Linked DNA regions of Homo sapiens: regions 1 and 2 are each linked to region 3. A link is a loop called in an ENCODE intact Hi-C map of the cell type or tissue named here. Cell type or tissue: heart right ventricle. All regions are shown on one strand.

What was found. Hi-C counts contacts between places; a loop is a spot of excess contacts. Peaks named below come from ENCODE experiments on the same cell type or tissue, not always from the same donor. Only the 100,000 strongest peaks of a DNase experiment are listed, where the experiment ranks them.
Region 1: a loop joins it to region 3, with 3 times the contacts of the local background. A loop is called at or near these places in 25 of 110 quality-filtered maps.
Region 2: a loop joins it to region 3, with 24 times the contacts of the local background. A loop is called at or near these places in 105 of 110 quality-filtered maps.

The regions. Positions count from the first base shown.
Region 1 is chr1:22,103,066-22,108,065 of GRCh38, reverse strand. No RefSeq gene overlaps it. Among named protein-coding and RNA genes, the nearest start is that of WNT4, 38 kb to the left of the region's middle. In heart right ventricle, a CTCF peak has its summit at 2,247 (motif pointing left); no DNase peak of the experiment used is centred here.
Region 2 is chr1:22,417,857-22,422,856 of GRCh38, reverse strand. LOC105376856 (a long non-coding RNA gene) reads left to right here and starts at 3,893. Exons shown (of 3, transcript XR_947058.2): 1 at 3,893-4,016; 2 at 4,406-4,639. RefSeq lists an enhancer at 4,712-5,000. In heart right ventricle, a CTCF peak has its summit at 2,233 (motif pointing left); a DNase peak (open chromatin) is centred at 2,216; H3K27ac peaks cover 1,712 bases; H3K27me3 peaks cover 863 bases.
Region 3 is chr1:22,639,826-22,644,825 of GRCh38, reverse strand. It overlaps C1QC (complement C1q C chain), which reads right to left and starts at 1,193. Exons shown (of 3, transcript NM_172369.5): 1 at 1,112-1,193; 2 at 622-815. The coding sequence starts at 802. In heart right ventricle, CTCF peaks have their summits at 2,411 and 2,612 (motif pointing right); DNase peaks (open chromatin) are centred at 1,255, 2,645 and 2,935; H3K27ac peaks cover 942 bases; H3K27me3 peaks cover 1,130 bases.

The sequences.
Region 1 (5,000 bases), 540 kb after region 3:
GATTTAATTTTAGGGATAATGAAACTAAAGCTTAGAGGTTAATGGATTTGTCCAAAGCCACAGCTATTAGATGGCACGAAGGGGTTTGAAACCTAGGTTTGTTTTATCCCAAAACCTGTAACTTCTCTGGTAACCTGAAAACTGCTTTTGAAAAAAATGCTCCTTCTTGGCCAGGCATGGTGGCTCACGCCTGTAATCCCAGCACTTTGGGAGGCCAACGTGGGCGGATCACAAGGTCAGGAGTTCGAGACCAGTCTGGCCAACATAGTCAAACCCCGTCTCTACTAAAAATACAAAAATCACCCGGATGTGGTGGTATGCACCTGTAATCCCAGCTACTCAGGAGGCTGAGGCAGGAGAATCGCGTGAACCCGGGAGGCAGAGGCTGCAGTGAGCTGAGATCGTGCCACTGCACTCCAGCCCAGGCGACAGTGCAAGACTCCGTCTCAAAAAAAAAAAAAAAAAAGAAAAAGAAAGTTCCTTCTTCCTTAACTTCTAGTTTCTCAACCCCAAAAAGGGTAGGAGGACTCCCTTTAACACATGAAGGGAAAAATTCGTATGATGGAGGCAAAACCCAGATTCCTTAATCTGGAACCCAAAGCAGCCACTGCCAGGCCAGTTTCCGTAAATCACTTCTACCTCAATCTGAGCAACAGCCTGTCTCAACGGTACGTGGCTTCATGGAAGGAAAACAGGGACCTGAGAGGTGCTAAGGATGAAATCCCTACATACTCCAAGGATGACTCTTACCCACTTTATGAATGAGTAGAAGGCCAGTTCTAGCTTTCCTAACCACAGAAAAGGGAGAAGAGGCACCACCCACAAAAGTAAGGTGTTTGAGTAGCGGGAACACTGGATTCAGAACCAAAAGACTCCAGTTCAATCTGTAAAATCTTGTAGAAGCTCAACTCTAAGCCAGTTTTCTCATTTGTAAAATAAACACCTGTTCTATTTGCCTCACAGGCTTTTATGAAGATGAACATGAAAGCATTTTCTCAGCAGCTTTATAAATACAATGTATTACGACCCATGCAAGCTTTTTCCCTGTTGCCTTCTTTTGCATTCCTGACTCCTCTTCTCCCTTCCTTCTGTTCATAGAACTGAACTATGTGCTCAACACCATGCTAGATAGGAGAGGCTCAAACACAAGTTAAGACAGCAGAGACATTAAGAAAATCAGGCAGTGTGAGACCAGAGCCATTTGGTTCCCAATGAACAAGAACCAGACCTGCTGAGGCCCAGGAACCGACCTCAGCCATATATTTCTGTCTAAGTTTCAGGCCTGCCCAAGACCCTCTCAGTTTAGCTGCAGGGTCTCAGGACTAGAGGTTTAGTGTCTTCCTAAGTCAGACATTCATTGCTGAACCAAGTGATCTTTTTCAAGGCTACTTCCAGCCCCAAGATCCTACCAATTTGCCCCTAACTCATCTGCTTTTTTTATCCTCAATTCACTGGCCTCTACAAACCAGGCAGCCTCAACTCAATTAGAAACACAACTGCCCTCCCTGGCAGCAAAAGGGGGCTGAGAGAAACCAAGAGCCGGAAGTCCTCCTAAATGGCCCAGGGAAAAGGTGAACCTTCCACTGACTTACCCATTCTGGGCACCTAGACTCAGAACTCTGGAAGAAGGGGGAGGTCATCTGGTATAACAGTCCCAATGGCTGCCCTCAAAAGTTCTCTGCTTGTACCTATTTCAAACAACCTAAACAGCCCTGAAATCGACCAATTTTCTCCAAGCATCATCCCACACACAGACATTTCACTATTCCCTGACAGTCTAACTTTAATTCTGCTTGTAGGGATGGAATATATCTGTCTAAAACAGAGGATGTCTTGGTCTGCAAGTTCCCCAACAACAGAATCTACAAGGCTTGACTCATGACCCAATTTAAGTAAAAAATAAAAATAAATAAAACAGACAAGGAGAACGAAGACTGATACTTGGCTGAAGGTTAACTGAAAGGCAATTTCATGACAGTCAAGCAGACTGGGGTCTAGGGAATTGGCAGCAATTATTTTAAGAAATGAGAAGCAAGATTATCGAATTTGGCGCACAGTAGTGTTTCTATATCTGCACAGGCTGCAGGTATGGGGTGATGACATTCTGTGGGCGGTGGGCTCTTTTCCCAGCAATGTGGGAGCCTGTACTCTCCTCTTAAGGACAATTAGAAAGAAGCTTAACAAACCTTACTAAGTTCCAGGTGCACAACCAGCCAGTCTTTTCTTGCTATTTCTCTGCCATCTAGTGGCTGCTCTGGATCATTACAGGCCCACCTCATCGTCATTTTCCTTGGTCCTTCCAGTAACTTCCTAAATGATGATACCACTTACACAGCTAGATCTGGTGGGTGCTTTACCTATGTTATTGCTAGTCTTCACAACACTGCAAGGTACATTATTAATTCCATTTTTCAAATGAGAAAACCAAGGCTTATAGAAGTCACCTGTCCAGGGTTACAGAGGCTCAGTAGAAAATGTGATACCAAAGTCCATCCTCATGCCATTGTATCACTCCTCCTGAAGGAACAGAAGGCCCTGAAACTAAACATAATTTCAATTCTTCCAGAAATGCCTACATGCTCCAAGCTCCTCACAGCTAGCTACGATCTTGGTCAAGCAGGTGGCACCACTGCCTCCTCCGGAGCCCCACAATGCATTGGAACCACACTGGGAACTGGGCAAATCACCCCACTACATTTACTTCATTTGAAAACTGAGAGATCATGTAAAAATGTGTACACAATGTTCATTGTAACCAAAAGGTAGAAATAACTCACGTGTCCATCATTTGATGGAATGAATAAGCAAAATGTGGTATCTCCATACAATGGAATACTATTTAGCCATAAAAAGGAATGAAGTAATGACACATGCTACCATACGGATGAACCTTGAAAACACGTTAAGTGAAACAAGTTGGTTAAAAAAGACTACATATTATAATTATACGAAGTATTCACAATGGGCAAATCTACAGTGACAGGAAGTGGTTCAGCGGTTGTTTAGGGCTGGGCAGATGGGGCAGAAAGTTTCAGGGTATGACAGCTAAAGGGTGTTTTTGAAGAAAAGAGTTTTTGAAGGAAAGAGAAAGTTCTAAAATTTATCAGGTGATAGTTGCACAATTTTGTGAATAAACTAAAAACCACTGACTTGTACACTTTAAGTGAATTGTATGGTACAGGAATTATATCTCAATAAAGCTGTTACACTCACCCCACCCCGCCAAAATTGAGAGGGCTAGTCTAAATAACCTCTAAAAGTCCTTCCCATTGTCTTTTTAAAGAGAGACTCACCTATCATTATCATTCCCATTACTGATAACTTGGCCTGAACCAAGTTCAACTAACTTGAACCAAGTAAGACTATAATATCCTCAAAGCAATTAAAATCAGAGAGGAAATAAACATAATCTGAATCTTCTAGCTCTTTAAAATACTTACAGTTCTACGATATATACAAAACCTAGATTTTGAGAAGCAGTTTTTCTTCCTTATAGCCTTTTAAGACTTTCAAGGATCTCCTTTTTTAAATCCGAGAAGTGTAAGTAATCAGACCTGATGGGACTGTGGAGTCCCGTACTTTCTCTCTACAGCACTTAACACCATCTCTGACATACACATTTTAATCATGTCTGCCTCCCCCTACTAGAATGTAAGTCCCGCCAGTTTAAGAATTTTGTCTTGGTCATCCTACTGCATCATGAGAGGTACTGATATGGTTTGGCTGTGTCCCCACCCAAATCTCATCTTGAATTATAGTTCCCATAATCCCCATGTCCCCACATGTCATGGGAGGGACTTGGAGGGAAGTAACTGAATCATGAGGGCGGTTACCTCCATGCTGTTCTCGTGATAATGAGTTCTCACAAGATCTGATGGTTTTATAAGGGGCTTCCCCCTACCCCCCACCACTTTGCTCTGCAATTCTCTCCTGCCGCCATGTGAAGGACGTGTTTGCTTCCCCTTCCACCATGACTGTAAGTTTCCTGAGGCCTCCCCAGCCATGCTGAACTGTGAGTCAATTAAACCTCTTTTCCTTTATAAATTACCCAGTCTTGGGTATGTCTTTATCAGCAGCATTGAGAACAGACGAATACAGGTACTAAGCAGACGTTTGTTAAATAAATGAATTTATGAACAAAGGAATGAACTGCATTGTTAGTGTTATGTAGGCAAACTAACTATACAGTACCTTCAGATCTATACCAGGTATACCACTAAGGCATACCAAAGAAAAATGCAGCATGTTAAGAAATAATGGCTGTAAATCACTGTAGGCAGTGACTGAATGTGGCAAAATAATCTACTGACAAACAATTAGATGTGTTCCCAAAGTCACTCCTAGTCACCCTCAATCGGGCAAATCACACTTTGTTTCTTCCTTTTATTATTACTATTATTCCCAGAGGTGCATCAGACCCACCACTGGCCCCACGGGGAAGTACCATTAGCTCCTCCAAGAGTTCTATGAGCTAAAAAGGCACTGGTTACGACTCTCAACCCCACAGTCATGATCCATAGATCACTGGTTACTACAAGGTAACAATTCCTTAGAACCTCTATCAGAAGAGAGCAGGACCAGGCTGGCATAAAAGAACACTGGCCTAAAAACAGAGGCCTGAAGTGTAGTCACCAAACAGCTGTACAACTCTAAGCAAATTGTTTTCCTTCCCAGAGACCATACCCTTATTTTAAAATGTAATGAATTATCACCCTTGGCCTATCCACCTCACAGACTGTGGGAATAAACTGAAAGAACGTGACACACTGTGCAAATGTAAAATCTTGGTCATTATTTTCAGGGAGGAAACACAGGCCTCACCACATTTCAGCACTAGCTGGGGTCTTATCCAGAAGGACTTGAGGGTTCATCAGAAAATACTACTGGGATTGCTTGACAGGTTTTTTGAACTGCATTCCTACCCATCTGAACTATTAAACACAGTCTACAGGAAATGCTTAATTCAAACATATTTGCCATTCGGGCTAGCTCTGTAAGTC
Region 2 (5,000 bases), 220 kb after region 3:
GGAGTCTCACTCTGTCACCTAGGCTGGGGTGCAGTGGTGCAATCTCGGTTCACTGCAACCTCCACCTCCCAAGTTCAAGCGATTCTCCAGCCTCAGCATCCCAAGTAGCTGGGATTACAGGCATGTGCCATCACTCCCAGCTAATCTTTTTGTGTGTATTTTTAGTCGAGATGGGGTTTTATCATGTTGGCCAGGCTGGTCTCGAACTCCTGACCTCAAGTGATTCTCCCACCTGGGCCTCCCAAAGTGCTGGGATTACAGGTGTGAGCCACCATGCCCAGCCTATCTTTTGGCATCTACTTGCTTTTCTCCCTCTCTCAACAGGGCGGAGACAGGGGCCATGTGCCAAGGTTCTTTATATCCTGTGTGCCTAACACAGTGCTTGGCATGTGGCTAGCCCCCATAATGGTTTGTGGAGGGAGTGAAATAAATGTACATTGTACTGGTGCAAAAGAACTGGAGGATTTAAATTCTGCTAATGACCTTAGAAGTGGTAGGATTCCTTTGTACTGAAAGGCGTGAGACAAATCAGGATAGGAACACCAGGAACCGGGCGCCTGCTGCCATCTGATGCCGATTTCTCTCTCTTGTTCTTTTAAGACAGCATCACAGACATCAGCCTGGAGACCTGGCATTGAGACTCTGCTCAGCCACCCGATTGCTGTGTGGTCCTGAGCGAGGCTTCTGGGCTTCAGTGTTCTCCTTCATGGAGCGAAGCAGTTGGTCTACAGACATGAGCTAGAATACATAATTTGGGGTGCTTACAAGTGCCAGGCACCGTTCTAAATATTTTACATGTATACTTCATTTAATGCTTACAACAACTTTATGACACGGGTATTGTTATTATCCCCAACTTCTTAATGGGGAAACTGAGGCACAGAAAGGTTGATTAACTTGCCCAAGGTCACACAGCTAGTAATGGATGGAGTTGGGGCTTTTACTCAACGATCTGTTTTCAGAGCCCACCTGTTAACCCCAAAGTCTCTTGGTTGGATGATGTATAAGACTCATTCCTGTTTTACAACAGAACCTTTATTATTCTCACATTGAAGATATTTACATCTGATGCCCTCAGAGCCCATTTTTAGCTGACCATCTCCCTGAAAGGCCAGAGGCATTCAGCATTTTTTTTCCTCTGCCCCTTGTGTTGGTTAGAGAGGAAATCAGTGAGGGTGCAGACTTGGGAACTGGGCAGGCCTGGATTGGCATCGCAGCCCCACCACTCACCCGCATGTAAAACACAGACCAATTCCTTTATCTCTTGGAGCTTCAGCTACAATGCCCGTAAAGTGGAGATGGGATCTTCTCCCTCTATGGCTGCGAAGATGAAATAATACAGATAGAGTTGCCAGATTTAGCAAATAGAAATACAGGGTGCTCAGTTAACCTTGAATTCCAGATCAAGGAATAACTTTTTAGCATAAGTATGTCCTATGCAATATTTGAGACATACTCATGCTAGTAAATTATTCCGTGTTGATCTGTAGTTCCAATGTAACTGGGCATCCTGTATTTTACCTGACAGCCTTACATGCAGAGGAAGCACTTAGTATGATGCCTGTCCCATTGGAAGGGATCAATACACTTTAGAAAGATCTCTGTTGAAACCCAACAGTTTGATTTCGTGGGACTCAGTTGGGAGGCCTGGACTCTGGGTAAAATCTGCATTCACAGCTGGGCGTGGTGGCTCATGCCTGTAATCCCAGCACTTTGGAAGGCCGAGGTGGGTGGATCACAAGGTCACGAGATCGAGACCATCCTGGCCAACATGGTGAAACTCTGTATCTAAAAATACAAAAATTAGCTGGACATGGTGGCGCGCGCTTGGAGTCCCAGCTACTTGGGAGGCTGAGGCAGGCACCTGAACCTGGGAGGTGGAGGCTGCAATGTGCTGAGATCGCACCACTGCACTCCAGCCTGGCGACAGAGCGAGACGCCGTCTCAAAAAAAAAAAGAAAAAAAAAATTCTGTATCCACCTGTTTGGACTCACCTGGCTGGGGATAACTGTGAACACCCCTGATTCACCCTGTGACTGTGCGTTTGAGTGGACAGGCCTAGGATTTCAGTAAAGGAGTCTTGAAAGGGCCTTTCTGAAGCACAAGCCGATGTGCCCACTGTCCAGGGGCAGTGTAGAAACTGCAGACAGCCCAGTCAGCAGTGCTCACAGCCAATCACCAGTCTGTCCAGGCTGACTCCAGTCTGTTCCCCATCCAAGGGCGCCATCTCGTGCCAGCATCAGGGTTGCCAGCTGTATATGTGGCTCCAGCAAAGGCTGGGACGTGAGGAGGGGCCCAGAGAAGCCTGGACTGCCGGTCCCTTTACTGGACCCCCCAGAGCTTCCTTCCCCATTTCCCAGCCATTGTTCAGCTTTCCTTTTCCGACCCATCTGTGTTTTTCTCTCGCTCTCTATCAGTGCTCGTATCGGCTTACTAAACAGCACCCGTAACACACCAGGGGCTCAGAGAGGCTGCAGGTGTGTGAGTAACAGCACCGAACCAGGAATCGGAAACGTTTGTGTTGAGACTAGGGAAACTATTTGCTAACTATATGCCCTTGGGGGAATCCATGTGACTCCTCTGCAGCCATTTGCTTTGTAAGATTGTGATAGTCCCCGGCTTGCACATCTTGAAGGAATTGTGGGGAAAAATTGGTGGTACATACAAAAGTGCTCTGGACACCCTATAGTTCCCTAACAACGTAAGTAATGTTATAGTATATGGTTACATAGCATCTCTAATAATGCAGTTTATCATTCATAACAGTTATAACAGTGATACTTCCTGGGCACCTAAGACCCCAGCTCTGACCAATGACCCAGAGACGCCAATACCTTCCTCCCTCCACTGTTTGCCTTTAACTTTTAGACCCAGAACCCTCCTTCCAGGCCAGCACTTCTGTGCTGTAGATACTTCCAGCATCTGGAAACCAGAATGGCTCAGGCAGCAGTAAAGGGCTCTGGATCTGCCTGCCCTTCCCCAAACTCCCTGGGCCTCAGTTTCCTCATCTCTTTATGGGGATGGTAGATAGCAGCCTCCCTTCTCGTGGGATTAAATAAAATAAGTGTGAAGCACCTGGTAACTTTAGAAATCTTTTTCTTTTTCTTTTTCTTTTCTTTTCTTTTTTTTTTTAGACAGGGTCTCGCTCTGTCCCTCAGGCTGGAGTGCAATGGCAAGATCTCAGCTCACTGCAACCTCTGCTTCCCTGGTTCAAGTGATTTTCCTGCCTCAGCCTCCTGAGTACCTGAGATTACAGGCAGCACCATCACTCCCAGCTAATTTTTGTATTTTTAGTAGAGAAAGCGTTTCATTGTGTTGGCCAGGCTGGAACTTTAGCAATCTCGACATAAATTCTAGTTCATATTTCCTTCAGATGCGGCTGCTATTCCAACTGCTTCCTTTTAGGAAGCAGCGTGGAGAAATGGAAATTGCATGGGGTTTGTAACCAGGCAGAAGTGACTTTGAATATCGGCTGTCACCAATGTCATCACTATGGAACTCTGGCAGGTGTCTTCACCTCTCTGAGCCAGTTCCTCCCCACCATGAAACAGGGATAAAAATAGAATCAATCTCCGTGGTTGGGTTTGGCTGACATTGCTTTGTAAAGTGCTATGCACGTTTCTGTCACTGCCTAGTTACCAGCTAAATGGCAGCTCTTATGTATTTCTTCCTCCTCTTTCAGCCACACCATCCATCTATTTATCCATCCATACATCCATGTATCCATCCATCCATTCATCCATGTGAAAACATCTGTTAAACTTCTACTGTGGGCCAGATCACAGGGCTAGTTGCTGGGGATGCAAAGATAATTAAGACATGAGTCTTGCTCTAGGAATTTGCAGCCTCATGGGGAGATAGCCATAAAAAGAATCACTTTCATTTGCTGAGCATCTATATGCAGCAGACATGGTGCTAGGACTCCACACGTCCTCTCAGTAAATCCCAGGAGACAGGACCCCAGAGGCATTGCTCTCATTCAGTGCTCTCGCCTCCCTCCTGGATTGCCTAGTCAGGTAAACCTGCCGCATACAGGTGGGAAGGGCCGTCATGGGGGTCTGAGAGAGGCCGGTGGGGCCTGAAGGAGAGAGTGCTTGGCTCCACGTGGGAAGAATTGGGCAGGTGGGAGCAGTTGCAGAGGGCTTGCAGAGGAGGTTGTCAGAGAGGGCGTTCTGGGTGGTTGGGGCAGGGGGCAGGGGGCAGAGGCTTAGAGGCACAGAGCAGCAGGGAGCCTCATCCTCAGGGAACACTGAGAGTTTGGGGAGGGAGAGTTGTTTTGTGTGGGAGGCAGGGTGGGAGTAGATGATGCTGGGGAGGTGGGAGTGAGGGGCCCAGATCATGAGGGACCTCGGCGTCCTGGCTCGGTTGAGCAGTTTGGACTTTGTGCTCTGAACATGTGTTTCAGAGTGAGACATGGAGAGGGGCTGATGTAACCACCCCAGCAGGAGTAAGGAGGCTGGAAGGAGGAAACCAGTGATGAAGGATTTGCCATAACCTTGTCCTGGATGGAGAGCCATGGCCAAAGTGGGTGGAGAGGAATGGCCATGCAAGGCAGCTGTGATGGATTCACCTCTGTGCAAGACAGCTATGACGGAGTTGATAGAAAGTGTGAGAACATGGGCCACCCCTCCTTGGATGTGTAAGTATTATAGACATCCTAGATATAAGTATTACAGACCCCTACCAGGACAGGGAATTCCAGAGGAAGAACAGGATTTGAGGGAAAAAGGCGGTAAATTAATTTTGATGTTCAATAAGCAAGTCAAAGTGCTGCATTCCAGGCAGTGGGCTGGACACCTTAATCCAAACCCAACAGTTCCGTACACTCCTATAACCACTCCCACTTTACAGATGAGGAAACTGAGGTCCGGAGACATTCAGTCTCTTCCCAAGATCACATAACTCATGAGTGGCAGAGCAAGGATTTGAACCCATGTCTGCCTGGCCCCAAGCCTGATGTGAAAAGGAAAATCACAGAGGGCTTTTCAAGGTTCCCATCC
Region 3 (5,000 bases):
GGTGAGCATGGATATCTGATAAAACCAATGATAAAATAGCCTACACCTGTATAGACCTCCCAGGTGCTCAGGGCTGTTTTATATTTAAGTTAACTTAATCCTCACAGCAACCTTGTGAAGCAGGTGCTACCATCTCCTCGTTTTACAGATGAGGAAACTGAGGCACTGCGAGGTTAAGTAACTTGTGCGGGTTCACATAGAGGGAATCAGTAGGGGCTGGGATTTGAACCCTGGCAGTCGTGCATTGGATATATTCACTGTGTGGGCCCCAGCTTCCCCAGGTGCCCATGTTGCAGGGCAAGAAGACTTTCCCTGCACTGTCTCCTGTGAGCCTCCTGGCCACCTTTGGGGGCAGGCGCTCTTATTCCCTCCCTATAATCGGGTAAGGAGGAGAAGGAAGATGGAAGTGCGCTGGGCCCAAGGTCACCTCTGGGGTGGCCTGAAGCCTGGGCTCTGAGGATAGAGGAGCCAGACACACCGTGAGAGTCCACCTCTGCCCTGGGGCAGGCGTGGCAGCAAGGCAAGCACTTCCTGCTGTCCCCCGCCCCCTTGGTCAGCCCCAGACAGACACTCTGATCCCTGCCCCAGACCCAAACCCCCAAACCAGGCCAGCAGACTCACCTGGCTCCCCCTTGGGCCCCGGCAGTCCGTCGTACCCATCCTTCCCTGGTGCCCCGGGCAGGCCGGGCATCCCTGGGATCCCGTAGCAGCCTGTGTTGGCTTGGCCCCTGAGGGGCAGCAGCAGCAGGAGCAGCAGCAGCTTCAGCCCAAGGTGGGGCAGGGAGCTGGGCCCCACGTCCATCCCGGAGAAGGAACTGGGAGGGAGAGAGCTGAGCTGTCCCCGCCAGCCCCTCACCTGCCCCCAACCCTCTCATTCCCCAGGGCCCGTCCTCCTCAGCCCTCGGGAGCTCGCCTTCCTTCCTCCCCCAGGAGCCTCACCATGGATGGATGGTGGGGCCTTTTCTTCAGCCCAGGCCCCGGGGCCCAGCAGGAGTGGGAACCCTCCTTCCCCTCACACACCAAGCTGCCCCTGGCACCACATTTCAGGAAGGTGGCGGAAGGTGGAGGAAACGGCCATCTGCCCATACCTGGGCAGGGGTCCGGGCCTCACCTGCAGGTGGGCGGTTTCTGGCCTGGCACAGAGATGTCCTCAGATCTGCTTCCCCTCTCCCAGGCAAGAGGACACGGTGTCTGAGTGGTCAGAGCAAGGATTGCCCAAAGCAGGGCTGGGCCCCCTCCCCTTCTCGTGCCCTCCCCCAATCCCACATCCCCTTTCCCAGAATTTTCCCTGACTTGACACTTTCTTTTGGGTGCTGAGCCAGACTGACCACAGCAATACCCCATCCACATCCCCCCACCGGCAGTCAGTGTCCGAAATGAGGAACTGTCCCCTGCCCCAGCATCTGGCTGAGGGTGTGTGTGTGTGTGTGTGTGTGTGTGTGTGTATAAACACAAGCCCCCAGGGCACAGACGTCCCCCAGAGTCAGGTTCATCCCATCTAATGACCAATGTTAGCATTTGCTTTGCCTGAGACTCAGTTTTCCCAGAATCCCTAGGAGGAAGTTATTATCCCCCTTTACAGATAAGGAAACAGGCTCAGGAGGATGTACACCGTTGCCCAAAGTCACACACTGAGTGGTCTCTTGGGGCCCAAAGCCTTGCTCTGACCCCTCTGCTCAGCTGCCCCCAGAAACAAGCCTCACATGCACTTGTCAAGTTGCAAGCCTTGTTCTAGAAACTTCCATGTGCCCCATCCCAGTGGCCACACTTGGAGGTGGACCCCCAGGATGGACCCGCTTTGGCGGCAGGCAGCTGTTGTGGTGCACGGGCTGCCCTGGCTACAGAGCCAGGGCCCTGGCTTCTCCTTCCAGCCCTGTCACTGCATGGACCAGATGCCTTCAGCAAATCACTGGTCCCTCTGGCCTCCCTTCTGTCTACTGGGGTGGCCTTGGCTTTCAGTATTGGTGCCTCTTCCTTCGTTGGGGCACCTGGTCTTCCCTGACGGTTCCATCTTCCCTGCCAACACCACCCTCCTTGCCTGCATCCTGGGGGTGCCCTGCCTCTGGGCTTGGAGCCCACCATGGCTGGTGAGGGGCTCCCCATCAGGACCAGGCTGGCAGAGCTGAGAGGCCTTCTCCCCTCTCCCTCTTCTCCTCACATGAGATTCTAGGGATGAAGGGGCTGTCAGGCAGTAGCAGGGCTCCAGCCTCGACCCCACACCTGCCACCTGTGTCCATTGGTTCCCCCTCTGTAACATGGAGGCTTCTTACAGCTCCAGGCCAGTGGCTGGGATTCAGTGCACAACACACGTGTGATGCCTTGTCCCGTGCCAGGTATGGGCAGGTGTTCAGAGCTCTTCCCCTGCCTCACTGAGGAACCCTCAGGGTCTCAGTCTCCCCTTCTGTGTCTCCACCACGTGCCATGGGACTGCAGAGAGTGTGGGGTGAGTTAAGGGGCATGAACCCACTTGGCCCTAGGAGTCCCTGGTGGGTGGAAGCCTGGGCCGAGAAGAAATGATGGATACTGCATTATGGGGCTGGGGGCCACCCAGCCTAACGGCTCTGGGCTCCTCTCCTCCCTCTTCACCTCCTCTGCGCCTGGGTTCGGCTTGTCCAGCAGGTGGCAGCCTCGGCCCACGCTCAACCCTCCCGTGCCCCGCCCACTTGGCCCCGCTCCGGGCAGCTCCAGTTCATTCCCCTCCCAGAGGGGCCAGAGATTTTGCATCGGGGTAGTGGGTGGATGGTGGGGTATGGGTAGGATTTAGGGTAAGGGGGTGGCCGGGCACTCACTGCACACCCCATTTCTCTAGCTTGGCCTCTACTGCCGCTGATGGAGCCTCCACCCCTGGCATTTTCTTTGCGTGCCCTAACCCTGTGGGGTCAGGCACCCCTGGCTCAGCCCCAGGGCCCTTCCCCTTTCTGGCTGTGTGTCCTTGGGTGGATGTCTGCTTTCTCTGAGCCTCAGTGTCCACATCGATTTTGCTGGGATTAAATACATCAATGGCCGTGGAATGCCCAGCACGTTAGGTTCCCGAAGACCTGTCTCTTTTCCCGGTGCCTGTGAAACAGTGTGTGTTCTGGGTGAGCGAGGCGGGGGGAGAACAGGGCTGAGCTGACTCTGGAAGGGAGCTGAGGGCTACCCTGAGGCTGTGGAGGGTTCATCCTCTCCCTGGGCCCCCCTCACTTCTTCCCGACCCCCAAAGCCTGTTGGCAGGGCAGGGGCAGTCCCAGGAGGGGGTCTTGTACTTTAGAGGTGGGTATTCAGGTTGTGCACTCGAGGACCATGAGGCCATTTGTGCATCTGGCAGTGGATGGGAGGGACAGCCCGTGTTTCTGAGGATGGCCCTGTGGGAGTTTGAGTGTATGTGTGGGTGGTGGGGGGTCCGTGTGGGAGAGAACACAGGCATTCTGAGGCTCGTGCATGCTGGAGTGAGGAGGATGTGTGTCCCCGGGTGAAAGGAGTGTGTCTGGGACACATGCGTAAGAGAGAGAGAATATGCGATGGTTCATGGATGTTACTTGTATGTCTGAGGCAGGGGCTGTGTGGTATGATGGATTGTGCCTCCCTGAGTGTGTCTGTGGGTGTGAAGGCATAACTGGTGTGTGCGTGTGTGTGTGTGTGCAGCACAAAGCTAAACCCAGCTTCCTTTGAGAAACTGCATGGTGCATTGGACATTTTCAGATCTGAACTCCTGGCCCCCTTATTTCTCCTGCATTCGAGGGACAGGGTGGGGTTTGCTGCTTCATAGTAGCTTCCAGACAGACAAATAGGGCCCTGGAATGCACTGTGAGCATTCAAGACTCTCCCAGCCCCCAGCCTGGGCGGAATGTCCATCAGGCAGCAGAGGCAGCAGCCCTGGTCTCCACACCTGCCAGGTGGAAGCCCAGGGCTGGACTCAGGAAACCTAGCTTCAGGAAGGACTGCGGAGTGCCCTTGGGCCAATTGCTTCCCCTCTCTGATTCCTGCCCCTGCCTTCCCAACACAGGGTTGAAAAAGCACCTGTGTGATGTGTCATGTGCTTCATAGAAGCCAGGGAGGCTGGTGAGGGTAGTGGTTAAACACAGGCTTGGGCATCAGTAAGACTTGGGTTCAAATCTCAGCTCCTTCCCGCCTCCCCACCCTCCAATTTTTTTTTTTTTTTTTTTTTTTTTAAGAGATGGAGTCTCGCTCTGTCACCCAGGCTGGAGTGCAGTGGCGCGATCTCAGCTCACTGTAACCTCTGCCTCCCTGATTCAAGTGATTCTCCTGCCTCAGCTTCCCAAGTAGCTGGGACTACAGGTGTGCGCCACCACCCCTAGCTAATTTTTGTATTTTTAGTAGAGACAGGGTTTCACTATATGTTGGCCAGGCTGGTCTCGAACTCCTGACCTCTAGTGATCTGCCCGCCTTGGCCTCCCAAAGTGTTGGGATTACAGGCGTGAGCCACTGTGACTGGCCCCCAGATCCTCCCCTTAGATGCTGATTTGCTGATTGATGCCTACTCCTCGCAGCCTCAGTTTCATCATCTGTAATGTAGGGCCATCATACCATACCCAGAGCTTGGTCATAAAGATTAAATAAAATATAATAATAGCAAAAATTTCCATAGCCCTTGTTATAAACTGAGCACTGCTCTACAATTTTCATATATTAAGTCATTTAATCTTCCCAATGACCCTTTGGGATCATCAGTCCCACTTTACAGATGAGGAAACTGAGATCTCAGAGCTGGGTTAACATGCACATGATTAGACAGCTAATAAGTGGTGGCATCAGGATTCGAACCTGGGTAGATGAGGCTGCTAGGACATGCTAAACACATCATGTGAAATACTAAGAATGGGCTGGGCGTGGTGGCACATGCCTCTAATCCCAGCACTTTGGGAGGCCAAGGCTGGAGGATCACTTGAGGTCAGGAGTTCGAGACCAGCCTGGCCAACATGGTGAAACCCCTTCTCTACTAAAAATACAAAAAATTCACGGGGCATGGTGGCAGGTACCTGTAATCCCAGCTACCTGGG